2 separate regions of the Homo sapiens genome follow, and region 2 is linked to region 1. A link is an interaction called in ENCODE POLR2A ChIA-PET data of the cell type or tissue named here. Cell type or tissue: endothelial cell of umbilical vein. All regions are shown on one strand. Each heading gives the region's core, and the rest is flanking DNA. Links, peaks and the distances in the headings are about the cores only.

Evidence for each region. ChIA-PET counts read pairs that join two places held together with the same protein. Peaks named below come from ENCODE experiments on the same cell type or tissue, not always from the same donor. Only the 100,000 strongest peaks of a DNase experiment are listed, where the experiment ranks them.
Region 2: POLR2A ChIA-PET joins it to region 1 with 5 read pairs; 2 of 35 experiments call an interaction of 5 or more read pairs at or near these places.

What each region holds. Positions count from the first base shown.
Region 1 is chr3:105,564,720-105,573,072 of GRCh38, forward strand. It overlaps ALCAM (activated leukocyte cell adhesion molecule), which reads left to right. Exons shown (of 16, transcript NM_001627.4): 15 at 7,133-7,245. The coding sequence ends at 7,220. Among named protein-coding and RNA genes, the nearest start is that of ALCAM, 200 kb to the left of the region's middle. In endothelial cell of umbilical vein, for the core only: no CTCF peak of the experiment used is centred there; no DNase peak of the experiment used is centred there.
Region 2 is chr3:106,344,935-106,353,287 of GRCh38, forward strand. No RefSeq gene overlaps it. Among named protein-coding and RNA genes, the nearest start is that of CBLB, 480 kb to the left of the region's middle. In endothelial cell of umbilical vein, for the core only: no CTCF peak of the experiment used is centred there; a DNase peak (open chromatin) is centred at 4,477.

The DNA.
Region 1 (8,353 bases), core at 2,658-6,657:
AGGTGTGGTAATGCAAACCTGTAGTCCTAGCTACACAAGGAGATCAGCCAGGTGGGTGGCTCACACTTGTAATCCCACCACTTCGGGAGGCCGAGGCAGGCAGATTGCTTGATGCCAGGAGTTTGAAATCAGCCTGGCCAACGTGGCAAAACCCTGTCCCTACTAAAAATACAAAAATTAGCCAGGCATAGTGCCACACGCTTGTGATCCCAGCTATGCAGGAGGCTGAGAACCTGGGAGACAGAGGTTGCAGTGAGCCAAGATTACACCACTGCACTCCAGCCCGGGCAACAGAGCAAGACTCTGTCTGGAAAGAAAAAAAAACAGAGGCTAAGGTGGGATGATCGCTTGAGTCCAGGAGTCCAAGGCTGCAATGAGCTATAATTGTACCACTGAACTCCAGCCTGGGCAACAGAGCAAGACCCCATCTCTGGAGAAAAAAGAAGTAATTGGATATTATTTTTCACTGCTTTTGAAAATTTGGAAAAAATTTCAGCAATTTTTTTACATATATGTTTACCCTCCTTTCTTCATAAGACTCCTGGTATACATATATTAGACTGCTTGAAATTGTCCCACAGATCCTGTCTCAATTTTTATTGCCTTTACTGTTTTGAAAAGATTCATGTTGCATAATTTCTATGTCTATAACTTAATTGTCACTGATTTTATTTCAGTTGCAATATCTGATCTTCCAGTAACCCCATACATGAAATTATCATTTCTGATCTGTGTTTCTCAGTCCTAAATATTCAACTTTATTTTCAGTCTTCTCTTTCTATTATTATTATACTAATGTTTTCCTCTAAATTCTTATAAACTTCTGTAATTCCTATTTTACAATCCTTGCCTACTAATTTAATTATTTGTAGGGTTTTATTAATTCATTTTTTCTCCCAATTATAGGTCACATTGCTCTATTTCTTTGCATGTTTAGTAATTTTTGTTTGGATGTTGGAAATTTGGATGTTATATTGTTTTGAATTTTGTTTGACAGGTAGCCAAGTTACTTATGGATCAGCTTAACTTTTTTTGGAGCTTGGTTTTAAACTAGATTATGATGGATGTATCCAAATTAGTACTTGAAGAAGGAATCAAAGGAATGCTTATGTAAATTTCTCATGCGCTTTTCTTTGCATAACTCTACCTCTTTCCTGCAATTTTCATCATCTCCTTCCAGCCAAGTATGATTTCTGCCTTCTCAACTCAGTGAAAACTCTTTTCTGCTTGGGTCCTTATTTTTGGCACCACCAGAAAATACTTCCAGGCACAAAGCCTGGATTGTCATCAAGTGCAACTAGTGGCTTTTCCCTTAGAAATCACACAGATCAGAGTACTTTGCTACCTGTTGTCCAATGACAGAAAATACTTGTTCTTTTATTCTTTTTCTTAAAAATACATGTTTATGGCAAGAGAGCTAGCCCAGTGAAGCAACTGGAACATATGTGGATTTTGGTATTCAAGAGAGGTCCTGGAACCAGTCCACTGCTGATACCAAGGGACAACTGTACTATTTACTTCATCAGGATCATACATATTAAATGTTGGTACAATTGTCTTACCAATTATTGAGAAAGTGATATCGAATCATTCAATAAAGATTGTACATTTATTTATTTCTCCCTTCAGTTCTGTCAGTTTTTACTTTATACTTTTATTAGGTGCATATACTTACAATTGTTATAACTTCCTTATATATGAAACCTTTGTAATTACAAAATATCTCTCATTATCTCTGATAATTATCAATTATATGTAAGACCACCTCCCTATCTGTTTTCTAGGAATCTTCTGTCCTTCCATCCTGCCTTCTTTTGAATTACTTAATTAAGTTTTAGTATTACATTTTAATACCTCTACTGGCCTTTTAACTATACCTCTTTGTGTTCGTTTACTGTGGTTGCTATAAGGATTACAATAAGAACTCAAAACAATCTACTCATGTTAAAAATCTAAGATTTTTGAAGCATAATCCCATTTAACTTCCTCTATCTTTGTTGCTATTATTGTCACATCTGTTTTATCTGCATATATTATAAAGATCAACTGTGTTTTACATATATATGCATATAAAGCATATATATTAAACTGTTAGTTGTCTTTTAAAATATTTTACATATCTACAATCTGTATTTTTTTATTCTTTCTTACGTATCTGAATTCCCATCTGGTGTTACTTCCCTTCGAAGAACTTCCTTTAATGCTTCCTTTAGGAAAGGTCTGCTGGTGATACTTTTTTCTACTTTCTTTTCATTTAATTTAATATGTCTTTCTTTTGCCTTTAAGTGAAGGATCTTTTCACTGATATAAAATTTTGGGTTTAAAACTTTTCCTTTCAGCATTTTAAAGATGTTTAATTATCTCTGGTGTGCACTTTTTTTCTGATGAGACATCACCTGTTATTTATGTTATTGTTCTCCTGAACAAATTTTCTGTGGCACTTTCAAACATTTCTTTTTATATTTGCTTTTGGTTAGTATGTCTATGATTAACTTGAGTGTGTTTTTCCTTTTGCATTTCCTCCTTCCGGACTTCTGAGCATTTTGGATCTTCAAGTTAATGGGCTTCATCAAACCTGGGAAATTTTCTCATTGTTTCTTTAAATATAGTTTTGCCTCATTCTCTTTCTCTTCTGTTTGACTTCAAATACATGTATGTCAGCATATGTTAGCCTGCTCACTATCATCTCACAGGCCACTGAAGATCTGCTCACTTTTTTTTTTTCCACTGCCCTGGACTCCACCATCTCCTCACTTTTTTACTGTTTTCTTTCTCTCTGTTTTCCAGAATCTGTGACTTACAATTTTGTTCCTAGGTTCACTAATGCTTTCTTGTGCCACCTCTAATCTGATGTTAAGAGCATTTAGTGAATTGTTCAATATCAATATTCTAGTTTTCAGTCATAGAATTATTTTTGTTCACATTTTTTGCTGCTGATATTTCCATCTGCTCTCTCATTGTTACCAAATTTTCCTTTAAGCCATTAAGTGAGTATTATATAATTGACTTAAAATTCTTGCCTGCTGATTCCAAAATCTGTAAATCTGCATCACCTAAGGACATTCCCTGGACTTTGTGTTACATTTTTCTATTCAGTGTATGTATTGTAACTTTTTTACTATATAATGGATTTTGTGGGTGATATGTTTTAGATTATAATTTCTGTTATATTTTTCTAAAGGATATGAGTTGCTTTTCCTAGCAGACAATTAGATTACTGGCTAATTACTCTACTGTCACCTTGCGCTTGTGATGGTTAATTTTACGGTTTGTATTCCATGTCTGTCTTAGGATGAATGTCTAGTTCTTTTATTTTATTTTTTTTATTATTTTATTTTATTTTATTTTTTTTTTTTTTTGAGATGGAGTCTTGCTCTGTCACCTAGGCTGGAGTGCAATGGTACAATATCTCGGCTCACTGCAACCTCTGCCTCCTGGGTTCAAGCGATTCTCCTGCTTCAGCCTCCCAAGTAGCTGGGATTACAGGCACACGCTACCATGCCCAGCTAATTTTTGTATTTTTAGTAGGGACAAAAATTTTAGACAAAAAACTTTTAGTAGGGGTTTTACCATGTTGGCCAGGCTGGTCTCGAACTCCTGACCTCAAGTGATCCACCCACCTTTGCCTCCCAAAGTGTTGGGATTACAGGTGTGAGCCACTGAGCCCAGCCTGTGTCTAGTTCTGACACATAGTCTTTCTTGTTTTTTCTGGGGTTTCAGTACCAAGACTGATGTGTTTGCTAAGCACTTCTGGCTTGGTGAAGTTCAACTCCAAACTGTGTGGGTAGTACCTAAAAATCTATCAGGCTTCTAAGCCTTCTGGTATTGCTTTCCACTAAGCTCTTTGAAATTTCTCCCACATATGCTATTCAGGGGGTCATCCAAGGAGCTTATCATAGTGTATACGCAAATTTGGAATTCTTGCCACCCTGTGGCTGTCTCCTTTCTAAGATTTTTCTTCCTTGATTTCCAGCTTTTGGTCTACTTAGACCATGCCTCCCAAGCTGAGAAGTGCCCTCAGAGGAAAAGCCATGTAAAATTTTCTTTCAATTTCTACTTTATTTTTGTCACTCTCAAATACATTCACATACTTCATTCTGTACTTTTCTGAGGGTTTATAATTGTTATAAATATAAGAGTTAACAAAGTACACTTGGTGTTTTGTTTTTTTTTCAGTGTTACTCAAAACAGAACTCCTTGTAGTCCATGCTTTATTTTAAGGTTGTGAAATCATTTGCACACTCAATGAGAATATGGCTTTATTCTTACCATACAGGTCAAGGCAGATTAAAAAACTTAAAATTGCAATTTATATTATAGTAGTCACTGTCCTGATGTATTACATTGTTGTTTTTTTTTTAATTTTATTTTTTAGGATTTACCAACTGAATGTTGACTTCTTTATGTATCACTCTCTAGTTGCTCCAAACAAGTTATGATTCTTACTTTAGATGAAAGGAGTGGCAGTTAATGAAGTGAGTTTAAAAGAAAACAGACAAAAAGAGAAAGCAAAAGGAGAAGTAGAAAGAAAAAGAAAGGAGGAATGGAATGGAGAAAAAAATTAGAGGACTGAGAGAAGACAAGGGGAAGAAAAAAGAGAGGAGAGAAGAGATTTTGGGGATTATGTGGCTTTTTTAAATTGCCACAATATCTTACTGATTTATAGAAATTATAGTTATTAGGATATATAGTTAGTAGCTATTAGAATAATCAAAGACCTGTTTATGAATATAATTTTGTGCAGAACTATCTGGAAAGGTTGGATTAAGAATCACTCAAGTTCTGTCATTTCAATGTAGTATTTTGTCAACTTGCTTATAAAAAAAAGCAGCTGGGTATGTATGGACTTCATATTGGTGAACACTAATATATTAAGGAACAGTGGAAGGAAATAGACATAAAGGATCATGTCAGTTCAACTTAGTAGAATAATGATCTTTTGGATGCCTACCATGTTCTAGTCACTGTATTATGTGCTATGGATAAAATATAAATAAAACATGGCTATTATTCTCAAAGAGTTTGTGGTCAAGTCAAGGAAACTAAAGAGATGTCTCACATCTCAGTGTTTCCTTGGGGCAGATGGATGGAGAAATGAGCTAAGAGCTTGAAGGGAAAAGCTGGATTTCTTTGCATTTTTTGAGCTAAAGAAAGGGATACTTTCTAGGATGTCAATTAGAAGCCTGAAAGAACCATGCCTTAGGAATAGGAGCAAGCCAAAGGTAGACCAAATTTTACTAAAATTGCAGTGGGGCTCCAACAAAAGTCAATAACCTGATAGAATTGTGTAATCAGCCCCTTAGCCTAACAAAGGAAAGGGGGAGCCATAGCTGATAGAAAATAACATTCTGTAGGGTCTCTACAGTTCTTTTGTTCATAGGGTCAGCAAAATTTAAAAGGACAAGATATTCAAAGAGTCAAGAAAATACAATCAATAATCTAGAGAAAAAGTAGGTAAGATAAGCAAACAATAACTGAATTATTTGAATATTGTAGTTAATAGATAAGGCAATGAAAATAACTATAAATATATAAGAAAATGTGTAAGAAAAGATACTCAAAAGAGATAAAAGGAGTAGAGAATTCAAATGCAATAATTGAAAAGAGAAAAAGAATTATATCTTTCAGTTCCAAAATGTCAATTTGATTTTAAAGGATCAAATTGACATTTGGGAACTGAAAGACATAATATTAAACACTGTGTTTTCAGTGGATGAATTTAACACAGATGGGCCACAGCAGAGCACAGGAAAAGGAAATTGGAATACACATCGATAGAAGACACACAGACTGAAGCACAGAGAGGAAAAAGAACAGCCAAGACCAACAAGAGCATAAGAAACATGTGGACACACACATGTCTAAGCTATGTATAGAATTGAAATTCCAGAAGAATGAAAGAGCAAGAATAGCAATCACCGGTAAAATAAATAAATACATTGTGGTTTATTCACCCTATGACATCCTATAGACCAATGAGAATGAACAATCTATAATCATATGCACCATTATACATGAATGTCACAAACTTAAGGTTGAGTTTAAATAAAAGGCAAACACAAATGAATAAATCTGAGATGATTCCATTTATGTACAAATTACAATAGCAGGTAAAACTATTATGTGAGAATTCAGGTTGTAGTAGCCTTTGGGCAGGAAGTAGACTGCAAGGTCATATAATGGTCTGCAATTGTCTCTTATTCTGGATGCTGGGAGGAAAGGAAGGAAGGGAGGGAGGGAAGGTGGAAGGGGTGCACTCTTGGACATACAGCTACCATTTGTTCTGCTTTCTCCTAGTTAGCCACAAACCCTTAATTGTGTAATTAAGAAAATCTGATTTAATGTCTTAAAGAATAAGAGCCTAGGCATGGGTAATCAAAGTAGCCGCTAAGGCATTGGTTTTCAAACTGTGGCAGGCAGTGGAATCACCTGAGGAGTTGTTTAGCAGAGATCGCAGGTCCCATCCCCACAGTTTCTGTTTCTGTTTCTGTAGTTCTGGTATAGGGCCCGAGAATTTGCATTTCTTGCAAGTTCACAGGGGATGCTGATACTGCTGGTCTGGGGACCATAATTTGAGAACCAGCCACGTTAAAGTTGCTATAGCTTCTGTTGTCGATGTTCTATCATAAACTTGGTCTCAATAATCTGGTTGTTGTTGTATTCAGTAAAACAGAATATTCATAAAGATAGACATAGGGTGTTAGCTCAACTGGGATACATGATAGGGAACACCAGAAGGGAACGCGCCTTCATGAAATGTCCTTAAGAAAATTTTTTTGGAGAAAATTCGCTTAGAACAAAAATTTACACTATCAAATGAGTTACTTCCCAGAAAGTGGAGAGAAAAATAACCTAGCTAAAAACATGATGCACAAAGTGTTGTATAGTCTGTTTTCAAAATAATTGATTTTTTTTTCTCTTAGCATACATTTACTGGAACCCCATCACCAAGCTAATTTCAGTACAATGTGCTCCATTATCAGTCAAGGCTCACAGATATGGAAATTTTTGCCTAGCGGTTTGCTGTAAAACATTTGCTTTTCAAAGACACATTAATTCAAATCTTAAAATTAAATATAAAAGTTGAACATGTATGTGTCAATATGATGAAGTTTATTTAATTCTCTTACAGGACTGCATCAAAACATGTAAACAAGGACCTCGGTAATATGGAAGAAAACAAAAAGTTAGAAGAAAACAATCACAAAACTGAAGCCTAAGAGAGAAACTGTCCTAGTTGTCCAGGTGAGTAGTCTGTACGAGGTTCATAGAAATAATTCCCTAGCAAGTAGGAAACATCCTTAAAGATGAAGTCCTTTATGTTAAGATGCTCCATAATTACAGCTTTCAAAACAGGAAGAGAGGGGTTTTTTTTCTTTTTATTATGCTTTAAGTTCTCAGATACATGTGCAGAACGTGAAGGTATGTTACGCTGGTATAAACGTGCCATGGTAGTTTGCACGCATCAACCCATCATCTACATTAGGTATTTCTCCTAATGCGTCCCTCCCCTAGCCCCCCACCCCCTGACAGGCCCCATTGTGTGGTGGTCCCTTCCCTATGTCCATGTGTTCTCACTGCTCAACTCCCACTTATGAGTGAAAACATGCAATGTTGAGTTTTCTGTTCTTGCGTTAGTTTGCTGAGAATGATGGTTTCCAGCTTCATCCATGTCCTTACAAAGGACATGAACTCGTCCTTTTTTATGGCTGAATAGTATTCCATGGTGTATGTGTGCCACATTTTCTTAATCCAGTCGATCACTGATGGGCCTTTGGGTTGGTTCCAAGTCTTTGCTATTGTGAACAGTGCTGCAATAAACATACATGTGGATGTGTGTTTATAGTAGAATGATTTATAATTCTTTGGCTATATACGCAGTAATGGGATTGCTGGGTCAAATGGTATTTCCGGTTCTATATCCTTCAGGAATCACCACACTGCCTTCCACAATGGTTGAACTAATTTACACTCCCACCAACAGTGTAAAAGCGTTCCTATTTTTCCACATTCTCTCAAAACAGGAAGAGAGTTTTTCGAAAGGAAACTTTCGTGACTCAGAAAGTGTTTTCGGAAGAATGGAAACTTACCAGTTTCCCCCACTCCCTCCTCAAAATAATCATTATCTTCTGAATAATAAAAACCAACTATGAGATGTTAACATTCAACTATCATTTTATATTTTAATGCAAAAACTTTAAGTGCAAAGAAGCTTTATTTTTTGAATTGGTGTTTGGGTTCAGTAAGAACAGATTCTAATACCTTAGATTTGTTTTAAATAAATGATTATGAAAATAATTTTAAAATATGAAAATTTTAGGCCAGGTATAGGCAATGGCTCACGCCTGTAATC
Region 2 (8,353 bases), core at 1,978-5,977, 780 kb after region 1:
AATGATCTTCCTGCCACACAGGCTGAGATATTAGTCTTTCATCTGTAATAGGTTGCAGTCAGGTTAGCTAAAAATCAGCAAAGTTCTTGTTTTCCAGCACCTTTTCTGTTCACTCCAGTGTGTATGCAGAAAGACAATAATATTCTAGGTGTGTTGTGAACCAAAAACATTCGATAAACACCGGTTGATCAAGAAAACATTTTCATGTTCCCTTTTATGACAGGGAGGGTGGTGTGGGAAAAACCAAGAGATTTTATTATTTTGTCTGGGAAGAGGCCCATATGTATGAGTTCCCTTTGTAAAGGAAACTGTGACACCAAAAAGGTATTGCTTTACCCTTGCACCAGTAGATTTTCCCAGCTTCTATCTTTAACAGGGAAAGCCAGGCTCATAAAATGAGATTGAAATATAAAACTTTCTTTCCACACATGCACCCACCGTCTAACCTCAATCACTCTGATTTGCAGTCTCTCACTTCACCAGTAATCACTGCCATCCTAACTATGGAGTGGTTGAGCCAAGCTGTGGGATTGTGGCATTAGATTTGCAAGGCTCTAGAAGTGTGTCGTAAGATAAACATAACATTGCTAAAGCCCTGAATCGGATCATATGACTCCTTAAGACTTCAAGGAGGGAACATACCACCTATCAAATGGCATGGCTCAAAAAGGCATAGCTTAGTAGGTTAATTTACTTTTCCTTTTACTGGATGACTAGTGCAGCTGGTAGGTTTTGGGCAATCAGCTAAACTTAGAATTGTGGTCAATAGACAGACATTCTCTGCTGAAAGTCTTGGCTGTGAGTACGGATTCACACTGGAATAAATTGTCTGAACTTTAACTACACAGAGAATTGGGCAACTTGTCCACAGATATTTAGAAAAGAGTTGGAAGAATCCTTGAGGTTTTCCACTCCAACTGGCCACCCAGTGAAAAAAAATCTCCATTAAAGCATACTTGATGGATGGTGTCAGTCAGTCTCTGCCCGAATGCACAGAAAGTTCAACTACTCTATGAGTCAACCTTTTCCATTGTTGGAGTTAGAAAAGGCTTCCATATTAGGGAGCTGGTATCTCCCTTGTTGTTGGTTTTTATATGGTCCTGGTGCTGCCCTCTAAAGCAGAAAATGTTTACTTCCCCTTTCACGTGATAGACTTTTAAATACTTGAAGGCAACAACAATAGGTTAAATCTTAATTAATAAACAAAATGAGAAGACTTGAGAAACAAAGAATAAATGCCAGCAAAAAACATGCTCACATTAAATGGAAACAAAGGCTATATTTGCTTTTTAAAATAAACTTTTTAAAGAATAGTTTTAAATTTACAGAAACATTGAGACAATAGTGTTCCCATATACTTCCACTTATTACACACCCAGTTTTCTATATTATTAACATCTTGCATTGGTATGGTACATTAGTTACAATTAATGAACCAATATGAGTACATGATTATTAACTAAATCTATACTTCATTCGATTTTCTTAGTTGTTACCTAACGTCCTTTTGCTCTTCCAGGATCTTATTCTGGATGGCCTGAATTAAGCACTACATTTAATCTCCATATTTCTTTAGGTTCCTATTGGCTGAAGAGTTCTTTACTTTCCTTGATTTTGCTATTGTTGATGGTTTTCAGGAGTACGGGTCAGGAATTTTGCAGGATGTTCCTTTATGGAAATTTGTCTGATGGATGGGTTATATGTTTTTAGAACAAAGATCACAGAGATAAAGTGCCATTTTCATCACATATCAAGGGTTTATGCTATCAACATGATCTTGACTTTGATAACCTGGCTAAGGTAGTGTTTCTAGTGTTTCTTCACCATAAAGTTCCTCATTTTCCTCCTTCCTCATGGCAATCTTTGTAACAAAGCCATTCTGTATAGTGGGAAGTTATAATGTCCCTCTTTTAGAGTGCAGCATCTACATAATTTATTTTGAATTCTTCTGAATGGGAGATTTTTCTCTTCACCATTCAATCATATATTTATATCAATATAGATAATGAATTAATATAGATCACTTATTTTATATTTGAGTTTAGAATTCAATGCTATTTCATGCATTTTGTTGCTCAAATAGTTCCAGTTTTGGCCATTGTAAACTCCTTCAATTGATGTTTGTGCCCCTTTGCCACACTCCCATCAATATAGGTTGTTTTATGGGGTTTATTGTAGTTGTTTTGTGTGTGTGTGTGTGTGTTGTTGTTGCTGTTTAAACACCTCCTTCTTGTACCACAGAATCTTCCAGGATTATCTGTATATTTCATCTCCCAGTCCTAGAATCAGTCATTTCAGACATTTCTCTAAGGGGTCTTGTGTTTTTGTTTTTTGTTTTTATTGGATAATGGTATTATTATAGAAATTAAGAACCAGGTGCTAGGTGTACTTGCTCCTACTGGGGAGTTGTTTTATTTAGGCACTCTCAGCTTACAGAACAAGGAAATGTATGTGAGTATCCTAAACCATGTATATACACATATCTACAAACTTTTCTATATGTAGCCATATGTATCTATATTAAGCTAAACATGAGTTCATACTGATATCTCCAACTCTAATTCACTCCTAGTGGATTATTTTAGCCTCCTGCTGCTGCCCATCTGTAAACTGTCACTTCTACAGTAAGAAATGCAGCTTCTACCATCTGCTATCCATTTACTTAAATGTTTACTTCCAGTATATGTGTGTAGCAGAATCAGAATTGTTAACCTGCACTCCTGTGAGAAACAACTTTAGCAAGGCATATGTACAGTTTTACCTTTTGATTTGCAGAGATGTTTGCTTTTAACAAACAGGATTTTTAAAACCTAGTTTATATTTTTGAGCCGTTCTTATCCGTCATTCAGTAATGACAATTTGCTATGGTTGATAGCACATTGCTTGCTTACTAGAATTTAAAACTTTGCAGAAGCTGTCCTGCCAATTTATTTATTTATGAATTCAACATTCTTCTTTATAGAGAAGAGGGTATGCCACTAATAAGTACATTTCTGTTAAGTTAAAGGTAGTAAATTAAGCAAAATTGACCCATGTTAATGAGATTATTAACAGATGTCTACCCACCATGCCAGGTCGATTTCAACAACACCAAGGAGACAGAAAGCTAGAGAAGAAAGTCAGGAAATAAGAGACCTGCCACCTAAACAGTTTCAGAGATGTCATAATCCTCTAAGAATACTCCCCAAGAAAGGTTTCTTACTGTTTCAGACACCAGTTCTCAGATAGGAAAACCCAGCAACCTTCTTTTCAGCCAATAGAACCATTGTTCAAGTGACGAAGGACTGCTACAGTTTAGAAAGCATTTGTTGGTAAAACTTTCATAAAAGTAGATGATGAACAAGCCTATGTTGATCACACTGGGTGTGTGCCAGTGTCTGATACTGAATACCCTCCCTGACAAGTGCTTCCGCAGTGCTTCCACATTCTTCCAACTGCAATACCTTAAAATAGAAGGATCAACTGTGTGGAATAAATGTCTGACTATCGGTCTGAAGATTTGGCTCCTCATTCTTGTTCTGCCAGTTAGTATTGGTGTGGCTTTGGAAAAGTCACTGAATCTATTACCTTATTTGAAAACTAGATGGATCATTAAGTAAGGTCAAAGTCAGTCAAGCTTTTAATGATTTTCAGTAGATGAAGCTTGTCTTTCCTAATGATGCTCTGTTTTTTTCCTTCACTAAAGGAAGAAAAAAATTATCTCCAAGAAACAACCTCTTACACAATTCAGTCTAATGAAATTCAGTTCTACACAAGAAATACTGAGATTTTATTAAGTGCCAGGCAATGTGCTAGGCCCTGAGATAAACCTGTTTCGAAGACAAACAAGGTCCATGCCTTTGCAGAGCTGATAGTCTAATATGATAAACAAATAGGTAAACATGCACTTTACAGTGATGTATGATAAGGGCTTTGATGGGTAACAAGAACAATCACAAATATTTTTAAAAGAGCCCTAAACTTTTAAAAGTCTATTCTCAGGAAAAATCTGAAATATACTCTAATAAGAAATTGTCTGTGAATAATTTAAAGACTATTCCAATTGTGGGGAAGGGAATCTATACTTCACAGCTTTTATTTACTGGAAAAAGATCCCTAAAAGCGCATTTTTAGGTATTTGCTGGCCTGTGGGGGGCCTGGGGCGTTCTCAAGCTCTTGACATCACTGTAGTATAGAGCCTATACTACTACAGAGATAGATGATCATTTACTCTGCCCACTTGGCATGTAGCTGGATCTAATGCAAGACTCTTCATGTCTTATCTTTAGGTTGTCTTTTCAGCTCAGAAATATAAATATTCAGTATTATTGGAACAAGAAGGCCTTTCAATCAACTTGTGCCATTGCCCACATTCCTTGAAAGGAGGACAGCCTGTTCTAAGTGATAACAAATTCTTAATTTACTGAAATCTCTGCTTCAATCAGATCTGCTGCTGCAGCCTACTGCCCAGGCTGATAGCTCCCTTATCTACACTCCCTCAGAAAATAAAAGGTGGAAATGCTGAATTGCTGCCAGTCTTCTTCCAGTCAAGGCCTTCTATTAAAAGGTCTGGAAGGGCCAGCTCCTTGCCCAGAGCACCTTCGAACATGGCTATGGAGTAGAAGCTCAGCTTAAGGACTTAAGGACAAGATGTTAAACTAGAAAAAAAGAGAAATGTCGATTTTGACTTTGAGAAAGCTCACAAGCCACTTAAATATTCAGATCTATTAGCCAAGTCATAGCCAAAAGTGACTGTGGCATTTTCATCAGATAAGCAACAAAGATAAATACTATGTTTCCTGTCCCACAGTGATTACTACTTTAACTTGTTAAATTTCTTTTAAGTTGAGGCTTTTTATATCTGTCACCAGATTCTGAATTCATTTTGTTGTTTGTAAATCAAGAAAAGACTTGAGTTTCTTCCTGTGTGGACTAAATACTACTAAGCTTCATATTCTGGGCATTTATAGATTTACCTGTACTTTCTAAAATCCTTCCTCTCGACTTATTTTTTATTTTTAAGAACCATTGGCCACTCTTTTGCCTTCCTCACTAAGTAAGCACTTACAGTTTGGGCACATGCTGTTTTACTAAACACAATGGATCCAAACTCATGTGTCAACACAAGGGTTGTTGAGCGCAGTGAAGTTGTGGTATTAGTCATTCCAAACTGAAATTGTGGACTAATCTTTACATTCCTGCCATTCGTTCCTCAGCCATCCTTCTCTTTTCCGTTAGCTAAATAACCAGGAAGGTGTTGAACAATGTAAACAGCATCCAAGCTTGGAAACATTGGCTGGAGATATGACTTGAGATGACTTAAGCCATCCAGTTAGGTCCAGGCCTGAATCCATTAGTTATCCAGTTTCCCCAAAGTTCAGAGGATAGTTTATAGATATAAGTATTGTATTTATACATATATCCATGCATCTATATGTATGTATATAAATAAATATATCTATGTTTGTGCATGAATACACATGTACACACACAATTTCTTGTCTTAAACTTGGCTTTTCAAAGAAGATGCTAAACAATACATTTTTGAGATCACCCCCGTGAGTACATGTAGTTCTCTGTCAGCTATTTTTAAAGACAACATAGACTTCCAATAAAAATGTCACCTTTATTTATTTAACCAATTCCCTATTAAAAGACATTTAGATTATTGCTCTTCTTTTGTCATTAAAATTATGCTTCAATGAACTTACCTTGATATCTTTCATTTTCTTATTCATGAGTTTATCAGAAGTATGCATTTCTCAAAGTGGAATTTTGGGGGCAGAGTATACACATTAAATTTTTACTGTGTTAAGTTTGTTTCCATAGAGTTATAAAAATTACACTCACACCAGTAATATAAGAGGGACTCTTTCCTCAAGTGCTCAGTAAAACAGTGTTGCTAAATCTTTTTTCTCTTATCTCATAGGCAAAATATGGTATCTCAATGTAGCTTCTAGTTTGCTTTTTTTAATGATTGGGATTAATAATATTTTCCTGTGTTTAGAAATGATCCCTTTTTTTTTCTATGAACTCTAGTCATCCATTGCTTATGTTTCTGAGTTGTTTGTATACTTTTACTTATTGAAGGGGTTTTCCTAAGTAATTTAACTATTTCTTTAATGACATAAACCACAAATAGTTTTCCTTGTTTTTTATTATCTCTGATTTTAATTTCGGGTTTTCTTTGTAGAAAACGTAGTTGAAGTATGTAATTGAATTTATTATTTTAAAATAATTTTCAGATTTGGTTTCACACTAAGGCAAGTTTTATTTAATATAAAATCTTCTAAGATTTACTCTATTAATTGGATGTTTTAATATTTGTTTTTGTTTTGAGATGGAGTCTCGCTCTGTTGCCCAGGCTGGAGCGCAGTGGCATAATCTCAGTCTTGGCTTACTGCAACCTCTGCCTCCCGGGTTCAAGTGATTCTCCTGCCTCAGCCACCCCAGTAGCTGGGATTGCAGGCATGCGCCACTGCGCCCTGCTAATTTTTTTTATTTTTAGTAGAGACTGGTTTTTGCTATGTTGGCCAGGCTAATCTCAAACTCCTGACCTCAAGTGATCTCCTGCCTTGGCTTCCCAAAGTGCTGGAATTACAGACTTAAGGCACATAACCTGGCCTATTGATGTTTCAATACTTGAATGTCTAATTTGTTTTCTTACAACCATGTTTTCAAATATATAGTTATTTCACTTTATTTTACACCATTTACATTTCACTTTTTTTCTTTTTTTTTTGAAACGGAGTCTCGCTCTGTTGCCCAGGCTGGAGTGCAGTGGTGTGGTCTCGGCTCACTGCAAGCTCCGCCTCCCGGGTTCACGCCATTCTCCTGCCTCAGCCTCCCGAGTAGCTGGGACTACAGGCGCCCGCCACCATGCCCGGCTAATTTTTTGTATTTTTAGTAGAGACGGGGTTTCACCGTGTTAGCCAGGATGGTCTCAATCTCCTGACCTCATGATCTGCCCACCTCAGTTAAATTTTGTTTGACCATTTTATATTCGTTTTAATGAAATTTTTTTGTGGACTTCTTTTTCTTTAACCTTTATTTTAGGTTCAGTGATATATGTGCAGGTTTGTTATATAGGTAAATTGTATGTCATGGGGGTTTGTTGTACAGATTATCACCTCACCCAGGTAATAAGCTGATATGGTTTGGCTGTATCCCCCACTCAAATCTCACCTTGAATTGTAATAATCCCCACGTGTCAAGGGCAGGGCCTGGTGGAGATAATTGAATCATGGGGGTGGTTTCCCTCATACTGTTCTAGTGGTAGTGAATATGTCCCACGAGATCTGATGGTTTTTTAAATGGGAGTTCCCCTGCACAAGGTCTCTCTTGCCTGCTGCCAGGTAAGACCTGTCTTGCTTTCCCTTCATTTTCTGCCATGATTGTGAGTCCTCCTCAGCCATGTGGAACTGTGAGTCAATTAAACCTCTTTCCTTTATAATTTACCCAGTCCTGGGTATGTCTTTATTAGCAGCGTGAGAACAAATTAATACATAAGTATAGTCCCCAACAGGTAATTTTTTGATTCTTACCTTCCTCCCATTCTTCACCCTCAAGTAGGCCCTGGTGTGTGTTATTCCCTTCTTTGTGTCCATGTCTAGTCAATATTTAGCTCACATTTATAAGTGAAAACATGCAGTATTTGGTTTTCTGTTCCTGTGTTAGTTCACTCAGGATAATGGCCTCCAGCTCCATCTATGTTGCTGCAAAGGACAGGATCCCTTTTATGGTTTTTTTTTAATGATTGCATAGTATTCCATGGTACATATGTACCACATTTTCTTTATTCAGTCTACATATTGATGAGAATCTAGGTTGATTCCATGTTTTTGCTATCGTGAATAGTACTGTGATTGATGCACATATGTGTGCATGTGTCTTTATGGTGGAATGATTTATATTCCGTAGGGGATATACCCAATAATGGGATTGCTGGGTCAAACGGTAGTTTTATTTTAAAGTATTTGAGAAATCATCGAACTGTTTGCCACAGTTGCTTAACTAATTTACATTCTCACCTCTGCACCCTTGCTAGAATCATTATTTTTTGTCTTTTTAATAATAACCATTCTGACTGATGTAAGATGGTATCTCATTATGGTTTTGATTTGCATTTCTCTAATGATCAGTTATGTTGAGCATTTTTTCATATGCTTGTTGGCCGCGTGTTTGTCTTCTTTTGAGAAATACCTATTCATGACCTTTGCCCATTTTTTAATGGTGCTGTTTGTTTTTTGCTTATTGCTTTGTTTAAATTCCTTATGGATTCTGGATATAAGACCTTTGTCAGATAAATAATTTGCAAATATTTTCTCCCATTTGGAGATTGTCTGTTTACTCTGTTGATAGTTTCTTTTGCTGT